Regions from separate parts of the Homo sapiens genome. Here all the other regions are linked to region 1. A link is a contact called in ENCODE Hi-C or POLR2A ChIA-PET data. All regions are on one chromosome and are shown on one strand. The core of a region is the stretch at or near the end of the contact, and the rest is flanking DNA. Distances in the headings are between cores, read along the strand shown. Region 1 holds the start of NSMCE3 (NSE3 component of SMC5/6 complex). Region 2 holds the start of CDIN1 (CDAN1 interacting nuclease 1). Region 3 holds the start of NIPA2 (NIPA magnesium transporter 2). Region 4 holds the start of AQR (aquarius intron-binding spliceosomal factor).

Region 1 (3,043 bases), core at 366-2,865:
AACAGGTACTGAGTATAAAACAATATAAAACAATATGAGACGGTCTCTCTATTCCCTCAATACAACATCCACATCCTGCAGTAGGGACCTTTTGCAGAATTCTAGATGGCAGGAAGCTTCTATGAACCTAAGTCCAGATTTTAATTTGCAAGGAAACTGAAGCAGATGAATTTTCTCATTGTAAAAAAATGAATGCCTTGATAATATATTTGTTTTTCATAGTAGGCCTTTGTCATTAAAATTGATGCCTGAGGATATAGTTGCATCTTGTGTGGAACAGTAAGTTATTACTCATTGCATACCAGATTTTAGCATACTTGCATTAGTTCATGGAATATGATTTTACATTTACTATTGCAGTTCCAGTGCCATTATCAGATTGCATTTTCCTACTGAATTACAAACAAAAGTGTTATGCTACTAACAATTAACAAAATTTTAATAAGGTTGTGTTTGATGCTATTACTCAGATAATGTGTTCTAAATTGCTTTCCTTTGAATATATTTGCATTAAAGAGGAACTCAATTTGGTTCTTTGAAGAGTTTATCCACTTTCTGGGTAGCTTTAAAAAGACACAGGGAAATTCAGTTTCTTCTTTGCAAGTAAATAGAGAAGAAACAAATTTGCTAAGATCTGTAGAAGTCATGGCAGCAGACTGCTGATGGTTTGAGTTAATGAAATGACTCATTTTGGCTACTTGAGTTGCACAATTAAAATATACAGTAGAGACTGTATATCACATCATAGATGAGAGATAAATCCCCCAGTGTTCTCTTTTTTTTCCTCAAAGCTAATATATTATGAATTAAGAAATTTAAGAGCTCCACATTATTGCAATTCTTGATCAGTGATGCCCCAAATTAAGTAGTAATCTCTTGAGAGTGCACGTTTGTTTGCAGCATTCCTCTTACCCATTTCTGCTAAAATTGTGGTTGTGACGAAAGCAGTTGTTTTCCAAAAGATAAACCCATGTGACCAAGCTAAAACATTTACCTAATACTGACACGTTTTTTGTGGTCTTCTCATAGTTGTCTAGCTAAAGGAGTTTAATGCAGAGAATATAAATACGGAAATAGTGAAACTGAAGTCCTGCTTGCGCAGAAAGCCTGCAGCCGACTTTGGTTTTTAACAGACTCCACGGGGCATTAGAGAAAGTAACTGGGGGCAGTGGGATGGAGGGTATGAAATTGGGTGGAGGGACGAAAACTAAGAGCCCTCTGGGTCTTTTATGTCCTTCTACATTTTGTGTAGAAATAAATGTTTTTACTTTACTTCCACGGTCGGCCCTTCCTCTTCACCTTTTTTTTTTCTCACACGTTCATCCTCTGAATTCTTTCCGTTTACAAATGCTCCCGATTTAGAAACTCATAATACTGTCTGTAAAACTTGCCTGAGCCTGTGTGGTCTGAATTTAGCGACACACTTGTTTAGGAGTTTCGGTTCTCGCTCTCTGTTTGCATGGTTTGGTAACAACACTTCACTATACTAAAAATCATCGCCCGGACCTGCAGGGCTGCACGGAAAACGCTGTTCCTTTTGGTACCCGCCGCAGCCGCGCAGGCGCACCGCCCAGCCGCCCTGACGCAAGGCGCAGGCTTCATGACGCAGCACGCAGTCTCAGCCGACACTGCGCGCGCCTCCAGGCACCGGCGTTAGCGGGTCGCCGACCCGCAATCCCCGCCGCGGCTGCTTGCCTACCGGAGTGTGCGCCGGCACCTGCCGCCGGAGACATGTTGCAAAAACCGAGGAACCGGGGCCGCTCTGGCGGCCAGGCCGAGAGGGACAGAGACTGGAGCCATAGCGGAAACCCCGGGGCTTCGCGGGCCGGGGAAGACGCCCGGGTTCTCAGAGACGGCTTTGCCGAGGAGGCCCCGAGCACGTCCCGCGGGCCGGGCGGCTCGCAGGGGTCGCAGGGCCCCTCGCCTCAGGGCGCCCGCCGGGCCCAGGCCGCCCCCGCCGTGGGGCCCAGGAGCCAGAAGCAGCTGGAGCTGAAAGTGTCCGAGCTGGTGCAGTTCTTGCTGATTAAAGACCAGAAGAAGATTCCGATCAAGCGGGCCGACATACTGAAGCACGTCATCGGGGACTACAAGGACATCTTCCCCGACCTCTTCAAACGGGCCGCCGAGCGCCTCCAGTACGTCTTCGGGTATAAGCTGGTGGAACTTGAACCCAAGAGCAACACTTACATCCTCATCAACACCCTGGAGCCTGTGGAGGAGGATGCCGAGATGAGGGGTGACCAAGGCACGCCCACTACGGGCCTCCTGATGATCGTCTTAGGGCTCATCTTTATGAAGGGCAACACCATCAAGGAAACTGAAGCCTGGGACTTTCTGCGGCGCTTAGGGGTCTACCCCACCAAGAAGCATTTAATTTTCGGAGATCCAAAGAAACTCATTACTGAGGACTTTGTGCGACAGCGTTACCTGGAATACCGGCGGATACCCCACACCGACCCCGTCGACTACGAATTCCAGTGGGGCCCGCGAACCAACCTGGAAACCAGCAAGATGAAAGTTCTTAAGTTTGTGGCCAAGGTCCATAATCAAGACCCCAAGGACTGGCCAGCGCAGTACTGTGAGGCTTTGGCAGATGAGGAGAACAGGGCCAGACCTCAGCCTAGTGGCCCAGCTCCATCCTCTTGAAAGGTGGATTCAGAGGGACCCCCGGGACAAGGGTCTGAGACCCAAAGGCACAGTTTAGAGGATTGGGGGAAGGGAGAACGAACCCAGGGAGCATATTGCTGTAAACGCTTCAATGTGTGTAGCTTTAGGATGTGTTTGCAAAGTTTTGTTTTTTTAATGTTGTGTTATTTTGCTCCAGATTTTCATCTATAAACAAAGGAGCATTTGTTTTGATTTTACTCTTTTTGGTATAAAAAATTTTGCTAGCTTAGTAAAACGAATTGGAAAACTTGACTATGATCTGGAACAGATAATGCAAGAAGGAACACATAAGTAAGTTGCTTTGGTGCCAAGAAAATAAAAAAGCTATTATCAGGTCTCCTAACTACCCCAGTTTGTAAGGAAAAATAAAAGTTTT
Region 2 (3,043 bases), core at 314-2,813, 7.3 Mb before region 1:
CCCATTTCACTGTTCATGTGCAGAACTGGCAAGAGTTAATGACAGAAAATTAAATTATGTGTCAATTTTGTTCCTTCTTAGCAAGTCTGATAAAATACTAAAGGCTATAAAGGGATAAATATTGCCCTAAATCAAATCTGGATAATATTGAAAAGAGACTCCTTCATTTTACAGACTAGGAAAACCAAGTCCTTCAAAAAGCAAAGTCATAACAGAACTTAAACTTATGCTTCAATTTGTACTTTGATACCTATTATCCAATTACCTTTCTTTTCTCAAGAAATTACTTCTGTCGTGTTTGTTCAGGGACTGAATACGTCAAGGATGGGGAAGCTCTCCATTAGGAATAACCATGCTCAGTGCCACAAAACAAAATGGTACAGGTTTGGATTTGGTTTTTCATTAGGAAAAAAGTAAACAAACATTCTCTGCTTTTAACACAACATAAATACAGTGACCTGGTTGTCCTCAACTGGTTCCTCATGTAATGTTGGGGTCTCAGTTTCCACTTCATTAAAATGAGAAATCTACATAATTCCCAAAGTCCTTTCTTAGAAAGTTGGATAATTCTAAAATCGCTGAAAAAAGAAGTGTTTGGGGGAGGAAGTATGAAATACACCCGGAATGTGTGTATGCATAACATATATGGAGAAACTTTAGATCTGGTTGTTCAAATGGCCAATGACCCAAGAGTGGAATCCCTGGGTACCCTGCTCTCTGATTGGATTGAGAACCCTTGAGGTCACTTAATTCCACAGTTAACAGTACAAGCCACAGTCAAACAGTATGAAGCCGCTTTACCTCTATGCTCCCTTGTTTGTTTCCAACGGCCAATTGAAAAGGGTCCTCCATTTGCTCCTTTCGAATCTACAATTCATATTCCCACCCATCATTCATTCCTACTATCTGTCAATTAACCTCTGGTCATTTATGAAGCACCTACTATGTTCACCCATCACCTAGCACGTACCACGTTTTCCATAAATATCTGTTGACTTGAATTTAATTGCAAGGCCTTGGAAGGCTGCCATGAACTCACCGTTAAGAGTTTTGTGTGGAAGGCGAGTGAAAGAATAAACCTTTTTTCGCCAACCTCGACCTCCTAACGCCTGACACTGGTGTTCCTCCCCACTCATGTGTGACACGTGGTTCCTAAGCGCTGCCTGGGCGGCCCAGGCACTGCTGCTGCAGGCAAAGGGCTGTGAGAGGGGAGAGATGGACACTTACCTGGGAAACCTCTGCTTCAGCTTCCTCAGGCTCTGCCTGGTAGGCGGCACAGACACTAGGCACTGGGCTATCTCGTCGTACTGAGCTTTGGTCAGTATCATGTTGGGCCAGGGACCAGGAGGTGGCGGGAACAAGGAAAAAACACCCTGGGGCTCAAGTAGCCTTGGTGCCGAGGGATGAGGGGTAGGCAAAGCGGCACAGGCCCGGGTCCTCGCCTGCTTGGCTTGCCCCAATCCCCCCTGAAACACACCCCTAGCTGCAAAAGCGGGGCGGAGACTCGCCCGGTCCCAGGCTCCACCGGCACCTCCGCGGCGGGGACTGGCTGTACACCAGAGTGCCCTAGCTTGGCTTACTGAGCAGCCGCAGTGGTGCGCCGAAGGCAACTAGCCGCCATGTCAGTTAAGGGCAAACCAACCAGGAAGTAGCGGCCGCCCTTGGAAAGGCGCCGCGCCAGAGTTTCAGTAGGCAGGTAGGAATCCAGGGCATCGCCCACCTAGGATCAAAGGGTCAACAAGGGATGCTTTGTACTCTCCCAATTACTAGAAGCCAGGGCGGCCTGACGCACAGACCAGGCGGCAGGTCTCACGAGTGCCCCGCGATCCTTCAGCGTGAGCCCCCGAAAGCCCCTGCCAGAGCGCGCGATTTGAATACACTTCCTAACGCGCCAGTTTGAGCGCTCCTCGGAGCGTGGACTGGCCTGCCGAGAAACCATGTCTTCACTCTACCAAGTCTGTCATGGTCCGAGCAGGAAAACTCACTAGGGTCGCTGTAAACATAATTTGGCTTGTGTTGAGGAAGCCCTACAACTTCTGTACATCGCGTGGAAGGCAGTTTTGTCCTTGTTGAGAAACAGACTTGAAACAAATCCGACGTCATCAAACAGCCGGCAGTAAAGAATGTCACTTTTGGCCGGGCGCGGTGGCTGACGCCTGTAATCCCAGCACTTTCGGAGGCCGAGGCGGGCGGATCACGAGGTCAGGAGATCGAGACCATCCTGGCTAACACGGTGAAACCCCGTCTCTACTAAAAATACAAAAAATTAGCCGGGCGTGGTGGCGGGCGCCTGTAGTCCCAGCTACTCAGGAGGCTGAGGCAGGAGAATGGCGTGAACCCGAGAGGCAGAGCTTGCAGTGAGCCAAGATCGCGCCACTGCACTCCAGCCTGGGCGACAGCGAGACTCCGTCTCAAAAAAAAAAAAAAAAGTCACTTTCACTCCTTGCAGTTAGCTGCTCAAGGTCTAAAATCGCATCTTATTGTAACCCCAGTTCTCAGAAAATAGTAGGCGCTCAATAAATGTTTGGAGTAATGAGCCAATCTTTTTTTATTTTCTATATGTATTGTGAATGGATCTCAGTTCTCCTAAAGCAATTTGTTGGGATATCAGTCCCTCATTTAATCTCTTTTCTAAAATCTGTTTGGTTCTTAGAAGGTCATGTGTTGTGTTTCTCTTCTGATTTCAACAATTTAAGCAAACTAAAGCAAAGGTGCTTAGACTTTAGAGAACCTGTAAGTGGTTTAAAATTTTTCATCTGGAATAATGCCTGGGTTGGAAGTTTTAGATATACCTCCTTGAATAAATTCCTTAATCCATCGAAGCCTCATTTCTTTTGTCTGTAAAACTGATTTAATTCATGGAGGTGTTTTATTTGTGTATGTTTGATGTAGAGATGGAGTCTTACTCTGTCGCCCAGGCTGGAGTGCAGTGGCTCCATCGTGGCTCACTGCACCCTCGAACTCCTGGGCTCCAGCGATCTTCCCACCTCAGCCTCCCGAGTAGTTGGGACTACAGGCACATGCCACTACACCTGGCTAATTT
Region 3 (3,043 bases), core at 373-2,872, 6.4 Mb after region 1:
TATATAGAGCTCTTAGTTTTCTACGAAATCTTTACTACCTGGTTTCCACTGCTATCTAAGTTAGCTTAGGCCCGGCTCGGTGGCTCACACCTGTAATCCCCGCACTTTGGAGGCCAAGGTGGTTGGATCGCTTAAGTCCAGAATTAGGAGACCAGCCGGTGTAACATGGTGAAACCCCGGTTCTAAAAAAAATACAAAAATTAGCCAGGCATGGTGCCGCACGTCTGTGGTCCCAGCTGCTGGGGAGGCTGAGGTGGGAGGAGCACTTGAGCCCGGGAGGCGGAAGTTGCAGTGAGCCCAGATTGCACCGTCTAGCCTGGGGACAGAGCAAGACCTTGGCTCAGAAAAATTAAATACATGTTAGATTTAATTTTTTCCAACCTCTCACTTGGCTAATAATTTTTCAAAGCAGTACTGTACTTATAAATATTACAGAACCTAAATCTCCAACCCTAACTATGCAACAATATTAGTTATAAATTACAATTTTAACTTACATGTAAGTTTAATATGGTCTCTCTTATGAAAAAAAGGCTGGGAGAGGTTAGAGATGACTTATTCACTCTCATTTCCTCGTAAATACCACCCTTTATTCTCATTTAAAGTCTTAAACCCTGGCCGAGTAGCTCCAGCCTAGAAAGAAGAAAACACAGAAGTAGGCAAAAGACTTAAAGTTACTAAGTACGTTTTATAATTTGGTTACTAGCCTTCATACTCATTTTGCCAACCAATCAACATAAAACCTACTCAATCGAGCACAACTACTGCTTCGACAGGCAGCTTACTGGAATGGAAACTCTCGACTCTGATATTTCCTCTTACTAAAAAAAGTATTAACCGGGCACATGGCTATACACAGGATTTCTAGAAACAGAACTTAACATGCAGTCCTGTATTAAATGAACTAACAACCTAGAAAAGAAATTAAGGAGGCACAAACACCAAACTAAACACACAGTTTTGAGCAATTGTATAGAGAGGGAAATAGGATTCCGTGATTTTATAAAAGGAAATTAAAACAGTCAGGCTCAAAACGTCACAGCAGACTTCTAAGGCTTGTTTAACTGTCAGTTATGATCCCCGCAGCAGCTGAAGCCACCTTCTAAAACTCACCAAGACAAATGAAATTATTTTAATGAACTTAATGAACATGCGTCCCCGACATGGCCAACGAGCCAGGCTTCCGTGGGACTGAACGGCAATCCGATTCACGGTGGGTTTCCTCACTGAGGATTACAGGAAAACCGCTTCAGAACACCCGGAAAGGAAAGTTGCCCGAAGAACCCTTCTCCGACACAAGGCGGGCTGGCTCGCCACCAAGTCAGCCCCTTCGCGCTTGCCTGAAAGGAAGGAGTGGCGACCTCACCCTAGTCGGCCGGCCGGCCGCGCGGCTTCCCCTCGCCGGCGCAGCCTTGGGCACCGCGGCTCACACCCCCACACAGGCCGCCCAGTCCTGCGCTCGCACGGCCACCGCCTTCGTCGCCGTCCAGTGGGAGATGCGAGCATTCGGGGCTGAAGCCGTTCGCACCGCCTCCTCCATGGAGAAGCGCCGAGGAAAACCTGCCAAGGACAACCTCCGGCACCGCCGTCACCACCGCTGCCGGGACCTAGGGCCGGCGCCGGAAAACCTAGGCGCGGCTAAATGACGCAAGAGGCCTCGCGCGCACGCGCAGTGCCGCACCACGTACACCCCGCCCCCGGGGCTCTCTCCCGCCGGGTTCCGGTTCCTTTACAAGGCCCCAGTCGGCTGAGCGCGGAGGGCGGGGCGCGTAGAGTGTGGGGACGGGGGCGGGGCGCAGGATCCAGGCGGGACCTGGCGAGGGACGAAGCTGGAAGCGTAGTTAAGCAGTACAGTATGCTGCCAGGTGGCGTTGGCCGATCAGTTCAAAATCAAACTCCGGCGTGGCCCTTATTTAAAACGAGGATTCCGGGCCCGGCGCTGTGGCTCACGCCTGTAATCCCAGCACTTTGGGAGACCAAGGCGGGCGGATCCCGAGGTCAGCAGATCGAGACCATCCTGGCTAACACGGTGAAACCCCGCCCCTACTAAAAATACAAAAAATTAGCCGGGCGTGGTGGCGGGTGCTTGTAGTCCCAGCTACTCGGGACACTGAGGCAGGAGAAGGGCGCGAACCCGGGAGGCGGAGCTTGCAGTGATCGGAGATCCCGCCACTGCACTCCAGCCTGGGCGACAGAGCGAGACTCCGTCTCAAAAAAAAATAGAATAAATGAGGGTTCCGGCCGGGCGCGGTGGCTCACACCTGTAATCACAGCACTTTGGGAGGCCGAGGCGGGCAGATCACGAGGTCAGGAGTTCGAGACCAACGTGACCAACATGGGGAAACCGCATCTCTACTAAAAATACAAAAATTAGCTGGACGTGTTGGTGCGCGCCAGTAATCTCAGCTACTCCAGAGGCTGAGGCAGGGGAATCGCTTGAACTCGGGAGGCGGAGGTTGCAGTGAGCCGAGATCAGCCACTGCACTCCACCTGGGCGACAGAGCGAGACTCCTTCTCAAAAATAAATAAATAAATAAAATAAAATGAGGGTTCCCAGGGGCAGTCACAGTGTGAAGCTGCATTTAATTGGTGTCCCCGGGCGATGCCAAAGGGGAACAGAGCTCCCAAGAGGGCAAGAAGCGGGGGAAAGGGTGGGTCCAAAGCTGGGGGCGGGACGGGGCGGGGCCGAAATAGCTGTGGTAGTTCGACGACCGCTGGGCCCTTCCTTACTGACCCGGTCGCGGAATAGATGTGAGGTTGACGTTTGGTGAAAGCCCGCCTCGAGACACTGAGAGCAGATTGATTGAATGATTGATTTTGAGACAGAGTCTCGCTCTGTCGCCAGACTGGAGTGCAGTGGCACGATCTCGGCTCACTGCAAACTCCGCCTCCCCGGTTCAAGCGATTCTCCTGCCTCAGCCTCCCGAATAGCTGGGACTGTAGGCGCGCGCCGCCACGCCCGGCTAATTTTTTTTTTTTTTTAAGACGGAGTCTTTCTTGTCACCCAGGCTGGAGCGCAGTGACACGATCTCGGCTCACTGCA
Region 4 (3,043 bases), core at 315-2,814, 5.7 Mb before region 1:
GCAAGACTCCATCTCAAACAAACAACAAACAAACAAACACACCTATCGTATAACCCAAATATTTCACTCCTAAGTATTTAAGAGCAAAGGAAGTATATGTCCACATGAAGACTTATACACAAATGCTCATAGTGGCTTTATTTGTAATAACTGAGAACTTGGAACAACTCAAATGTCTATCAGCAGATGAATAGTTTATCAAACTGTGGTATATCAGTAAAATGGAACGAATGTTAAGCAATAAAAAAGGAATGAACTACTGATACATGCAACAACATGAATCCATCTCAAAATCATTTCGTTGAGTGAAAGAAGGCATGCACTGTATTATTTCATTTATATAAAATTCCATGAAAAGCAAACTATAGTGACAGAAAGCAGATCAGTGGTTGCCTGAAAAGTGGGTGGGAACAGTGAAAGGCACAGATAGCAAAAGTTCACGAGGAAACTTTTAGAGGCTTTGATATGCTCATTATGATTTTGGCAATAGTTTCACAAATGTATGTTCATGTCAAAACGCATCAAATTTTACAACCTAAATATGTGTGGGTTATTGTATGTGAATTATTTTTATTATTATTTTATTTTTATTTTTTGAGGCTAGTCTCGCTCTGTCACCAAGCTGGAGTGCAATGGCGCAATCTCGGCTCACTGCAACCTCCGCCTCCCAGCTTCAAGTGATTATTCTCCTGAATCCGAGTAGCTGGAACTACAGGCGCGCGCCACCACGCCCGGCTAAATTTTGTTTTTTAGTAGAGATGGGTTTTCACCATGTTAGCCAGGCTGGTCTCAAACTCCTGACCTCAGGCAATCGGCCAGCTTCAGCCTCCCAAAACGCTGGGATTACAGGCGTGACTACCGCGCCTGGCTGGGTTATTGTATGTCAATTTTTACCTCCATAAAACTGTTAAGGCCTGTAATCCCTGCACTTTGGGACCCTGAGGCAGGCGGATTACCTAAAGTTGGTGAGTTCGAGACCAGCCTGACCAATACGGAGAAACCCTGTGTCTACTAAAAATACAAAAATTAGCTGTGCATGGTGGCGCATGCCTGTAATCCCAACAACACGGGAGGCTGAGGCAGGAGAATCGCTTGAACCCGGGAGGCAGAGGTTGCTGTGAGCCGAGATTGCACCATTGCATTGCAGCCTGGGCAACAAGAGCGAAACTCCGTCTCAAAAAAAACAAAACTAAACTAAAACACTGTTAAGGGCAGTTAAAACCCAGCCCATATTCCCAGGCTGTTTTTTTTGTTTTGTTTTGTTTTTTCTTTAGGGTTGAAAAAAAACTAAATCCCCATTCACCGCACACGGCACTCTTCACTAACCACGAGAAACCCCACCCAACACCATCCACCGGGTCCCTCCCTTGCCCTCCTAATCCCGCCAGCGAGGTGTCTTCTCTCTGCCGCCCGCTAGAGGGCGTGTACAGAGGAGGTCAAAGCTCTTGGCTCGCTAGCTCAGCCCCAACGCCTGCATGAACTTCCGGCTACACGCCATTCCGCTTCCCGAGGAACGCTTGGGCTGTTGTACGGGTTCCCTACGGGACTCTGAAGGCTGAGGATATCCGGCCCGGAGCGTTTGTGCGGCGCGGAGTTAAGCGCCCCGGCAGTAACTTAAGGGAAGTGGACCAGGGTTGCCGCTGCCCAGAGCGGTCCTTTAGTTTCCACTGGAGTGGAGGGAAGAGTGCTGCCATGGCAGCCCCTGCGCAGCCCAAGAAGATCGTGGCCCCTACGGTGTCCCAAATCAATGCGGAGTTCGTGACCCAGGTGAGCTCGGGCGAGTCTGGTGTGTGTGAGTGGGTATGGACGTCGTGGCCCCGAGGCCTGGTGGTGGGGTTTTTTTTCAGGATTTAGGAGTCCGGAGGAGGCATTCGTTTGTTAATTGATTCACACACGTCTTTTTACTGAGTATCAGCTCCGTGCCGGCCACTATGCTAGGTGCTGGGCATACCGTGGTGAAAGAAGCTGCCCTGCCCTGGGGAGTTCATGGCCCAAGGAAGACAGACGCATGAAAATAAAACTACTGTATGAGTTTTGCTGTGTTGGAGTTTGTCTCAGGAGCAATGGATTCAGAGAGGAGGGAACACCCCAGTCTATCTGAGACTGGCAAGTAGGCTTCGCAGCAGAGTGATGCTGGACTGCCTCTTCAAGTAGGAGTAGGCTTTTTCCTGGTCCTTAGAGTGTCCTGAGTTTTTGAGCAGCGATGAGAAACTGACAAGACACCTCCAAATAGACCTATCTAAAAACAGAGTAATTCTGTAGTTTGAGAGCGTTCATTTAGAATCTGTTTACTATCTTGCATTGTGAGCCACAGTTGGCTTTGGATAGGGAACCACAGTCCTGTGGTTGTCAGCATCATTCCTCATTCTTATTATTTATTTGTGAATTGCATAAGAGTGTAAGTAGTTCAATGTAGAAGTTATCATGCCCACCTGCTTCTTTATTCTTTATTCCTTGTCTCAACAGATTTGCCAGGGCAGAAGCCTAGGGAGTGATTTTGAATCCTCCCTTTCCCTTAGTCCCTACATTTCTACATTCTAAATATCTTTTGAATCTATCTGGTGTTCTACATCTCTGTCACCCTAAGCTTGGTTGCCATTGTTTTCTGCCTGGACCAAGGTATCGTAATCTGTTATATTGTCCTTCCTCTTGCTCTGCTCTAGCCCATTCTTCATGTTGCTTTCCGAGTGATTTCATACAAGTGCAAATCTCATCATATCACTTGCCTTCTTAAAATTTCTGCCTTCCGGCCGGGCGCAGGGGCTCACGCCTGTAATCCCAGCACTTTGGGAGGCCGAGGCGGGCGGATCACGAGGTCAGGAGATCGAGACCATCCTGGCTAACACGGTGAAACCCCGTCTCTACTAAAAATAAAAAGAAAAAAAATTAGCCGGGCATGGTGGCAGGTGCCTTTGGTCCCAGCTACTCGGGAGGCTGAGGCAGGAGAATGGCGTGAACCCGGGAGGCGGAGCTTGCAGTGAGCCGAGATCGCGCCACTGCACTCCAGCCTGGGCAACAGTGCGAGACTCCGTCTCAAAAAAAA

The links. A loop is a pair of places that touch in the nucleus more often than their neighbours do. ChIA-PET counts read pairs that join two places held with the same protein, here RNA polymerase II (POLR2A). Pooled maps may share reads with other maps.
Region 2: a loop to region 1 is called in a map of CD4-positive, alpha-beta T cell, with 18 times the contacts of the local background. The contact joins the promoter of CDIN1 here to the promoter of NSMCE3 in region 1. A Hi-C loop is called at or near these places in 2 of 168 maps with a recorded cell type or tissue (CD4-positive, alpha-beta T cell and naive thymus-derived CD4-positive, alpha-beta T cell) and 6 of 50 pooled maps.
Region 3: a pooled map shows a loop between it and region 1 (23-fold over the local background). The contact joins the promoter of NIPA2 here to the promoter of NSMCE3 in region 1. A Hi-C loop is called at or near these places in 7 of 50 pooled maps.
Region 4: a map of naive thymus-derived CD4-positive, alpha-beta T cell shows a loop between it and region 1 (11-fold over the local background). The contact joins the promoter of AQR here to the promoter of NSMCE3 in region 1. A Hi-C loop is called at or near these places in 1 of 168 maps with a recorded cell type or tissue (naive thymus-derived CD4-positive, alpha-beta T cell) and 3 of 50 pooled maps. POLR2A ChIA-PET finds 5 or more read pairs at or near these places in 1 of 52 experiments (K562).

Annotation. Positions count from the first base shown.
Region 1 is chr15:29,268,394-29,271,436 of GRCh38, reverse strand. It overlaps NSMCE3 (NSE3 component of SMC5/6 complex), which reads left to right and starts at 1,615. Exons shown (of 1, transcript NM_138704.4): 1 at 1,615-3,043. The coding sequence starts at 1,732. The coding sequence ends at 2,646. The region is part of intron 2 of ENTREP2 (endosomal transmembrane epsin interactor 2); the gene reads left to right. RefSeq lists enhancers at 1,319-1,818, 1,819-2,320.
Region 2 is chr15:36,578,146-36,581,188 of GRCh38, reverse strand. It overlaps CDIN1 (CDAN1 interacting nuclease 1), which reads right to left and starts at 1,563. Exons shown (of 11, transcript NM_001321759.2): 1 at 1,228-1,563. The coding sequence starts at 1,328. RefSeq lists an enhancer at 1,325-1,444.
Region 3 is chr15:22,837,245-22,840,287 of GRCh38, reverse strand. It overlaps NIPA2 (NIPA magnesium transporter 2), which reads right to left and starts at 1,622. Exons shown (of 8, transcript NM_030922.7): 1 at 1,367-1,622; 2 at 498-633. RefSeq lists an enhancer at 1,496-1,725.
Region 4 is chr15:34,968,263-34,971,305 of GRCh38, reverse strand. It overlaps AQR (aquarius intron-binding spliceosomal factor), which reads left to right and starts at 1,564. Exons shown (of 35, transcript NM_014691.3): 1 at 1,564-1,767. The coding sequence starts at 1,693. RefSeq lists enhancers at 1,461-1,570, 1,621-1,770, 2,939-3,043.